2 separate regions of the Homo sapiens genome follow, and region 2 is linked to region 1. A link is a loop called in an ENCODE intact Hi-C map of the cell type or tissue named here. Cell type or tissue: mammary epithelial cell. All regions are shown on one strand.

The links. Hi-C counts contacts between places; a loop is a spot of excess contacts. Peaks named below come from ENCODE experiments on the same cell type or tissue, not always from the same donor. Only the 100,000 strongest peaks of a DNase experiment are listed, where the experiment ranks them.
Region 2: a loop joins it to region 1, with 5 times the contacts of the local background. A loop is called at or near these places in 2 of 110 quality-filtered maps.

What each region holds. Positions count from the first base shown.
Region 1 is chr2:119,156,049-119,161,048 of GRCh38, reverse strand. It overlaps C1QL2 (complement C1q like 2), which reads left to right and starts at 2,298. Exons shown (of 2, transcript NM_182528.4): 1 at 2,298-3,463; 2 at 4,068-4,806. The coding sequence starts at 2,780. The coding sequence ends at 4,247. RefSeq lists an enhancer at 3,120-3,930. In mammary epithelial cell, a CTCF peak has its summit at 2,056 (motif pointing right); no DNase peak of the experiment used is centred here; H3K4me3 peaks cover 195 bases; H3K27me3 peaks cover 3,911 bases.
Region 2 is chr2:119,014,490-119,019,489 of GRCh38, reverse strand. No RefSeq gene overlaps it. Among named protein-coding and RNA genes, the nearest start is that of MARCO, 75 kb to the right of the region's middle. In mammary epithelial cell, no CTCF peak of the experiment used is centred here; no DNase peak of the experiment used is centred here; H3K27me3 peaks cover 908 bases.

The sequences.
Region 1 (5,000 bases):
AATAAAAATAGCTAAGCTTCTACTGAGCTAGCTATTGTTCTAAAGCCTTTACATTAATTGGCTCGTTCAGTCTTCTCAATAACTTAGAGGTAGGTTCTTTTTCCATTCCCATTCTACACATGGAGATCCGAGCTCAGAGAGATGAAGCAACTTGCTCAAGGTCACACAGACAGGAAGTCTCAGACCCAGGATTGGAAGTAGGCCATGTGGCTCCTGAAATCACGTGCTCTTGGGATGACTCTGAGGCAGAGAGTGGAGAAAGACTCCCAAGTCTGAGGAAACCAGTGAAGACTGTGGCCAAGAAGTAGCTGTTGAAGCTGTGTTCACTGACAGGTTCAGATAGCCCCTGATCTGGGTGCCGGGAGGATCCTGGCTCTGTCATGTGGGTAAAATGCACTTGGCAAACACCCTACACTTGCAAAACCTTTTTTTTTTCCTCATTGGTGCGGTGGGAAAATGATCACTAATCCACAGTAACATGAGGAATGAATGAAGGAGCACGTGCAAAGTGCCTGATGCATACGTAGTAGGTGCCAATAAATGTGCTCCTTCTCTCCTTGGTAAAGTTGGCTTCCGGCTAGGCTCAGTCATCCTTTCCACAAATATATGTGGAGAGAACAGGCTAGAGCAACGAGGTTGGGAGTGGGGAAATGACCCAGGGTGATCAGAGGACAAAAATAGATTTTAATTAACCCGTAAGAACCTAGTGCAGGACAAATGAGAGTTAGCTTCAAAGCAATAGCCTTAGGTGGGTGCACTGTTGTTCCAGAGATGCTGATGCTACACCAAACACTGACACCAGCCCTTAGATTCTCCCCCCAGGACAGGCCTGGTGTGATTCCCATGTTGGGGGTGCTAGGGCAGGAGGCGGCCTTTTAAGGAAACTGAGTCTCAGGGACAGGAACCACCTGGCAAAATCACACAGCTACTCAGGGCAAGAGCAGAAGCTGGGGCTTTGATTTCTCCGCTGGAAGTCTCTCCCACACCGGCGGGCCTCTCATCCTTCCTTAGCCTCACATGCTACATTGGAGATAGACTATTCTGCTCTCATCTGAGGCCATGGTTTATTCAAGACTGGCTCAGAATGGCTTTGGACTATTTGGACTATTTTCTAAAATAACTAAACCCATCTCAGGAGGAGGAAGCTGGGGATGTCCAAGGGAATGTGCCCATGCATCTGCCTGGCAGTGGCCGGGCTTGGAGTAGAAGCTGAGTGCACCATGATCACTGCCAAGTGCCGGCATCAAGCATTTGGTTTCTACACCAGCTTCACGCAGAGGACAAGGGCCAGCCATTTTCTGGTGGAAGAAAAGGTCTGAGGCGAATATTCCTTTTTTTTTTTTTTTTTTTTGAGATGGACTTTTGCTTTTGTTGCCCAGGCTGGAGTGCAATGGCACGATCCCGCCTCACCGCAACCTCTGCCTCTCTGGTTCAAGCGACTCTCCTGCCTCAGCCTTCCGCGTAGCTGGGATTACGGGCATGCACCACCATGCCCAGTTAATTTTGTGTTTTTAGTACAGACGGGGTTTCATCATGTTGGTCAGGCTGGTCTCAAACTCCCAACCTCAGGTGATCTGCCCGCTTCGGCCTCCCAAAGTGTTGGGATCACAGGCGTGAGCCACTGCGCCCGGCCGCAAATATTCTTGTATTGGGAGCCTTGGGCTTTTTAGAGTCACCTCAGAGGTTAGTGGGGTGCTCTACGGGAGCCTGTTTAAGAGTCTGGAGTCCTTAGTCTAGGTTTGCGAAAGATCTTCCAGAAGCGAGATCTATTCAATTCTGAAGAAATAACTCAGGAGGTCTTTCAGAAACTCCTTCCCGCTGGACCTCACGGGACTCTCCTGGACTCGGTGGGTTGAGGTTTGATCCTCTTTGCAGGCCAGGGGATGGATTAGGTGACCCCAGAGGAGCCCTGCTGACACCTGGATTCCAGCTGCTTTCGTGGCCATGTGGGGGTGGCTGTGCGTGCCCCGCCACTGCGTGCGTGGGTGTCTGTGTGTGTTATCGGTGGGGGGCGCGTGAGTGTGGCCGCGGGTGGGTGTGTCCGATGTGCCCCGGCTTGGGACCGCGCCCGCTGCGCCCACTTGTGGCTCCTGGGAGCCGCCAGGGGGAACCGCGCCTTCACCGCCTCTGCCGAGGACGCCGCCAGATAGGAGGCTGATGACATGAGGGCTCCGTCTCCCGAGTGATGGCAGCGCGCGCTGCTTCGCCGCCTCCGCCGCTCAGCCCCGGACTCCTTACGTCAGGGTAGCGGGGTCCCCCCTCCGCGCGGGAGCCAGCGAACAGCGAGAGAGCACAGCAGAGCGCGCCGCGGAGCCGGGGCGCCCTCACTGCGCTAGGAGCCCCACTAAACCCAGCGGAGCGGAGCCTGGCGGGAGGCAGCGCCGCGGAGCCAGCGCCGGACGCCGCAAGCAGACTCCCCGGCCAGCGCAAGCACTCCCTGGCCGGCGCCGGACCCTCGGGGCGCCGGATTCGTCTTGTGTGCCCCACGTCATGCGCGCGGGCGTCCGCGGCTCTCCCGACCAGCCCCAGCGCGGTGGGCCCAGGCTCAGAGGTCCCGGCGCCTCTCGCTGAAGTAGTTGGGTAGCCGGGGCTGGGGGTCGCCACGTCGGGGGCGCGGCCAGGACCCGCGGAGCCGGTCCCCGAGCGCGGGGAGCGGGGCCGCCCGCGCCGCCCCACCATTACCTCCCCGGGCGGCAAGGAGGAGCTGGTGGCGGTCGCCTCCCGGCTGTGGCAGCGGCGGCGGCGTGCCTGCCTGGCGGCCGTCGGCGTACTCTTGGCCATGGCGCTCGGGCTGCTCATCGCCGTGCCGCTGCTGCTGCAGGCGGCGCCCCGAGGCGCCGCGCACTATGAGATGATGGGCACCTGCCGCATGATCTGCGACCCTTACACTGCCGCGCCCGGCGGGGAGCCCCCGGGTGCAAAGGCGCAGCCACCCGGACCCAGCACCGCCGCCCTGGAAGTCATGCAGGACCTCAGCGCCAACCCTCCTCCTCCTTTCATCCAGGGACCCAAGGGCGACCCGGGGCGACCGGGCAAGCCAGGGCCGCGGGGGCCCCCTGGAGAGCCGGGCCCGCCTGGACCCAGGGGCCCTCCGGGAGAGAAGGGCGACTCGGGGCGGCCCGGGCTGCCAGGGCTGCAACTGACGGCGGGCACGGCCAGCGGCGTCGGGGTGGTGGGCGGCGGGGCCGGGGTAGGTGGCGATTCCGAGGGTGAAGTGACCAGTGCGCTGAGCGCCACCTTCAGCGGCCCCAAGATCGCCTTCTATGTGGGTCTCAAGAGCCCCCACGAAGGCTATGAGGTGCTGAAGTTCGATGACGTGGTCACCAACCTCGGCAATCACTATGACCCCACCACGGGCAAGTTCAGCTGCCAGGTACGCGGCATCTACTTCTTCACCTACCACATCCTCATGCGCGGCGGCGACGGCACCAGCATGTGGGCGGACCTCTGCAAGAACGGGCAGGTCAGTGACCCCTACACTCACCGGCCCCCGTAAACCCTCGCCCGCGCCCTGAACCTCCCAGGGAACCAGCCTCCTTTCTCTCCACCCGCGGGCTACCCTGCGAGCCCCGGGAATGAACGCGCCTCGGTGCCACAGTATCTCCGCTTCCCGATGCGCCGAGGCCGCGCTCACCGGGACGTAGAGCCAAATGTTGGGCCTTGAGAGCCCAGAGACCCCCATACCTAAACTACACTCCTTGGCCACTTGCGTCCCTGCCTGCCTCTCCGTGGGCTTCTCGGAAACCTCAGTTCTTTAGTTCTCTCCAGGTCGCCCCCTTGCCCTGCAGCCTCCTTTCCTCTTGGCCCTGGCCCCTGGCTCCCACCCTTCCACTCTGGGTCAGTGTTCATGAAGCTTCCCCTCTCCCTATTTCCCAGACTCGTCGGCGCGAGGAGGAGGGGGGACCTGGAAGGAGTTGACTAAGTTGGAGAGAGAACATGGAGCTGGGGTGGGAGTGTGGACCCTGAAGCAGCAGGCGGGAGGCCCGTGAGTGGCGCGCCTGGTGTGGGCTGAGCAAAGGCGCGGGAAGAGGTGCCCCGGCTCACCTGCTCCCACCGCTTGTCCCCAGGTCCGGGCCAGCGCCATTGCACAGGACGCCGACCAGAACTACGACTACGCCAGTAACAGCGTGGTGCTGCACTTGGATTCAGGGGACGAAGTGTATGTGAAGCTGGATGGCGGGAAGGCTCACGGAGGCAATAATAACAAGTACAGCACGTTCTCGGGCTTTCTTCTGTACCCGGATTAGGGGCGCGGGGGGTGCGAGGCGGGGTGGCTGCAGGCCGCCCGGTCTCCGCCCGGGCGCGGCTCCTTGGCAAAGGCCACTCTCGATTCATAACACTTCCTGACATCTCCTTTGGAAAAGACAAATCCCTGCGTCCTCCCTGCCCCGCTCCTGGCCTCAGTGCGTCTGCGACCCACCACGCTCAGGGCTGTGCTCCTGGTCTCCATCCCCATCCCGGCAAGGGAGGAAGGGACGCCCGAGCCCTTGAGGCGGCGGCACAGACTTTGCAAACCTGATTAGACTGGACAGGCAGGGCCGGGAGCCTGCCCTCCTCAGACAGCCTCCTCCCAGTGCCTAGAAGCGGAGGGCTCCGGGCCCTGGCCAGGGAGGTAGGCCAGAGGGAGCGCGGGCTTCCTGGGGCGTCCTTCTTTGTGACCCGAAATACTTGTGCAGATTTCCCTGTCCATCAGCCAAAACCCCACCCACAGCAGAATTCCAGCAAACAGAAAATTCACCTCTCCACACCGCATTCCCTCCTGACTCAGACTCACCGCGATGCATTAAATTATGTTTTTAGACTATGCGTTCTGTTGTCTGTATGTCGACACATCCTGGACCAGGGCTCCAGATGTCCGCCTTGGCATAAAGACCTTACCTGGGCCCAGGATAGGCCCATCTATGACCTGCTCCCCAGCCGCTGCTATGTCCCTGCCACCAGAAGTTGCCGAAAAGACATGGGGTAAATGGGAGCTGCATCCCACCCTTCCCAGAAGCTCT
Region 2 (5,000 bases), 140 kb after region 1:
CGGAGTCTTGCCCTGTCACTCTGTCTGGGGAGTGTAGTAGCGTGATCTCGGCTCACTGCAACCTCTGCCTCCCCGGGTTCAAGCAATTCTCCTGCCTCAGCCTCCCGAGTGGCTGGGATTACAGGAGCATGCCACCACACCCAGCTAATTTTTGTATTTTTAGTAGAGATGGTGTTTCACCATGTTGGCCAGGATGGTCTTAAACTCCTGACCTCAGGCCATCTGCCCGCCTTGGCCTCCCAAAGTGCTGGGATTACAGGCGTGAGCCACCACGCCTAGCCAGGATAAAGTATTTTAAATACCTAACGCAGTACCTACACTTTATAGGAATTTTTACCATGTTTAAAAATAAAGACTGTTCACTTGCCTGTACGGAGTAGAGGATCCAAATCCCCCATCCAGCTCTTAGTTATCTCCACTGTCGCTCTCCAGCTCCCCCGGCCTGACAACACACACCTCATCAATCCTTCTCTCCCCTAACTGCTCCAGTCATATTAATCTTCCTTGTTCTTTCTTATCTCAGAGTCTTTGCTCCTGTCAGGTGCGACTGAATGATCTCCCCTCTCCTCTCTGCCAAACTAGGATGCGCACCTCATTCATGCCTTTGTCAAATTAAAATTTTCTCCATGGTGAAAAAATACCATGAACGAAGCAAAAGGACAAACCAAGGGAATATATTTACATATTCATATCCATGCAACATGAAGGATTCTTACAAATTAGTGAAAAAGAACAATAACTCCATTTTTTAAAAAGAGGGAATGAACGCGTTTAGGCAGTTTACAAATGGGGAAGTACAAATGATCACTAAGCACATGAAAAGAAGCTCAGACTCACTCGTCATTAAAAAACGCACATCAACACAATGAGATGCCATTTTTCAGAATTATATTGGCAAAATAATGATGATGATATACAGTGCAGGCCAGGGCATGGGGAGGAAGGTGCAGTCATGTACTGCTAATGGGAATGTAAATCAGCGCAGCCTCTTTGGATGAGAATCCGGCAATATTTACCAATATTTTTAAAATATTTACCAATATTTAAATGTGTCTCCCCTTTCAGAGGGCAGTGCCACTGGCAGGAGTTATTTTACACTTGTAATACACATGCACCTCTAGTCACTCAACAAATCTGTAGTAAGCTCCTACTACATGCCAGGCACTGGTCGTGACATTGGGAATGCAATGTGCAGGCAGCAAAACCACCTTTGTATTAGTTCCTCGTTGCAGCGGTAACAAATTGCTACAAACAGAGTAACTTAACACAGATGTATTATTTACAGTTCTAGAGGTCAGCGGTCTACTGTGGAGGTGTCAGCAGGGCTGCGTTCCTTCTGGAGGCTCTTGGGAAGAATGTTTCCTTCTGTTTCCAGCTTTAGAGGCTGCCAGCGCTCCTGGGTTCATGGCCCCCTCACTCTTGCTCTGACTTTGACCCTCCTGCATTCCTCTTCCTCGGACCCTGGGATTTGCTATTGGGCCCACCCAGATAACCCCAGATCATCTTCCCTCCTCAAAATCTTTAATTGAATCACATTTCCAAACTCCCCTTTGCCACGTAGGGTAACACATTCACAGGTCTGGGGACTAGGATATGGACATCTTTGGAGATCAATTATTCTGCCTGCCACACTGCCTTATGGAGTCAATATTCTAGGGATAGTGATACACAAAGATATTAATGGAAGCATTATTTGTAGCCTCAAAGAACTTGAGAAGCCTAACTACTCTTTAATAGCCAGCTAGTTAAATTGGTTCCAATACAGCCATTCAGTGGAATACCAGGCTGCTGAGGATGTGAACGTGATATTGAGGTTGTGGTCACAGGGATCCATCTCCCAGATACTTTGCTAAGTGAAAAGTGCCATGCAGAGCAGGATGAGTACTAAGGTGACACTTGTGGAAAGATAAGCACACATGCTTTTATATGTATAGAATATATTTGGAATGATACACAAGAAACTGTTAACAGAGACGAGGAATGAGAACAAGGGGTTTCAGTCAGGGTGAGTCTTACTTTTCACAATATATCCCATTGTGTGGGTTGAAGGCATTTATGGGGCATCTGGAGGGTGGCAGAGCTGTGGCAGTGCTGTGGCAGTGGGCAAGGTGGCTCAGGCAGCAAGGTGACACCCAGGAGGGACAGAGCAGCAGTAGTAATGCTGGAGGGGCACTTGGCTCAAGGCTGCATGTACACATATAGCACCCTGCTCTTGCTCAGATGACCCTAATAGAAATAGCAAAGTCTTTGAAATATGTGTTCATTCAAGCTTTACTTAAGAATGAGAAAACACACACTTTGCTGCTTTTTTTTCTCCTCTTCTCCCCTCTCTTTCTTCCTTGTCTGCTTTGGGGGTGCTCTTTGGGAGGAAGCAGATGAAGTTGGGTGGTAACCACCCCCAGCCACCCCTTGGTGTCATCCCTGCTAGGGAACATGTAGACAGAGAAGAAAGACGAGGGCAGTGTCAACTTTTAGGGGGCAAGCTGTGAGAAAGGAGCCAGGGAGGAAGGCTCAGGGAGAGGCTGGGAGACAAGCAGCTTGAGACTCCAGAAAGGTTGAGAAAATCAAGAGCAGAAGATGTTTCAAAAAATACACAATGCATTTGGTATTTTAAAACCAGTTTTTTAAATGGGGCAAAGCAAGGGTTAACACTGTAAAATATTTCCTGTATCCATCTATCTATTCATATCTATCTATCTATCTATCTATCTATCTATCTATCTATCTATCTAGTCTATCATCTATCTATCTAGTCTATCATCTATCTATCTTATCAGTAAATACTGTAAGGCATACCTGCCAAACACAAGGCATTGTGTTAGAATCTGCAGGCAACATTATAAGCAGCTTACACTTTATTTGGGTGAAAAGTGAAATGAGCTATAAAATATTTAAATAACAGCTTAACCCCGAAGCCACAAAGGAAAAGACTGATAAATTTGACTACACGAAAATTTAAAAGCTTTAGTACAGAGAGGGGAAAAAAAAGCTTCAGGATAAACTGTAAAGGTATTTGAAATGCATATGACAGACAAAAGACTAATTTCCTTAATTTACATTGAGAGAATCATTGAAAAAAAGACCCTAGATGAGCAGATGTGAACAGGAAGTTCTTAAACATGCAAGCTTGGAGGAAAAATTCTCATCTCAACTCATAATTAAAGAAGTGTAATTCAAAACAACAACGAACCTTCACTTCGTTAGTCACATCTCAGATTGGCAAATATTAAAATGAAAATTATTACCAAAGGTGTGGGGAAATAGCCACCCTCTTATTGCTGGTGGGAGTCAATCAGCGCAACCTTATCGGAAGACAATTTAGGAATATGTCAGCATTTCAAGTGCATATACTACTTAATCCAGCAATTCCGCTGCAGCTGCCTCTGCAGAGATTCACCAAGAGGCACTGGGCAGGGTCTCCCGGCAGCACTGTTTGCGATAGCGCTGACTGCAAACAACTAACACCACCCACTGAGGACCAGGCGAGTGAGTTACGCAGCGTCTGTACTGTGGAATATGCCGTAGCCATAAGGAAGGATAAAAATCGGCTCGGCAGAGAACAGTGTGTTCAGTATCATGCCATTTGTGTTAATAAAAACCCTATATACTGTATACGGATTACAGTAAATTATTCTGAGGGGAGAATACATGTGAACTAATAACCACCTCTGGCTTGACACACTGTGCGAATGGTTGCTTCATCAAGTGAGATAAGAAATGTAGGAGCAGATTCCTAAGAAAAAATATGTTAAAAAAAAAAAAAAAAGGCATGCCCCTTTGGTGTAAACCATGAGTCTGACTTTTGACTGTGGAGTTTAAAGTACATCTGGGAGGAGAACTGAGTGGGGGTCGGTGTAGAAAGGAAGGCTAAAGCTGGTAGTGTATTTTATGTTTTCAAGAACTGTTTTGGGAGGGGAACACCACACACTGGGGCATGGCGGGAGGCGGGGTGTGGGGAGGGAGAGCACTGGGAGAAATAGCTAACGCCTGCTGGTCTTAATACCTAAGTGATGGGTTGATAGCTGCAGCAAACCACCATGGCACACGTTTACCTGTGTAACATGTCTGTACATCCTGCACATGTACCCTGGAACTTAAAATAAAATTAAAAATTAATTAAAAAAATGAAAAACAAAACAAAAAAATTTAAAAACTGTTTGAACTTTTTAATCAGCTAAATATGTTGCTATTTTATCAAATATTTTAAATAAAATTACATACTAAGACAACAATTGAGTAACTGGCCCACACAGGACAAATGTCATTGAATTGCTCAGCGAACAGGGGCCAGGACAGGGAGTCTCTCTGATCAATCCCTCTGACCACATTGTTTCTCTATTTTGTGAAGTCGTTTTGTCACTGCGTCTTGTTCACTGACACCCTCAGGAAGATCTCCTACAAAGTGTCTGAGATGTTCCCTACCACCAGCCCCCTTCATCTGGCCCAAGACACTCCCATAGCAGAAGTTTGTTCTGAGTAATTTCCATTTCATTGTGATCTCAAAACATTAAAGATTTGTGCTGCCCAAAGACAGAATCATTCACTGATTTGAGCAACTCTGTGTGTGTGTGTGTGTGTGTGTGTGTGTGTGTGTGTTCCAAGAGTGGCACAGCTTCTTGAGTGAATGAAGCCCTGAATTGGGAGCCAGGAGACCTGAGTTCTAATCCAGATCAGCAGTCAACCAGCTATGTCCTGGGGCCAATCTTATTGCCACCATAGGCCTCCATTGTCTCTAAATGAAGGACTTCAACTAAAGTCATGACCTTATTTATGTATTTATGTATTTATTTGGAGACTAAGTCTCATCTGCTGCCCAGGCTGGAGTGCAGTGGTGTGATCTCAGCTTACTGCAACCTCCTCCTCCTGGGTTCAAGCAATTCTGCTGCCTCAGCCTCCCAAGTAGCTGGGATTACAGGCGTGTGCCACCATGTCCGGCTAATTTTTGTATTTTTAGTAGAGATGGGGTTTCACCATGTTGGCCAGACTGGCCTGGAACCCCT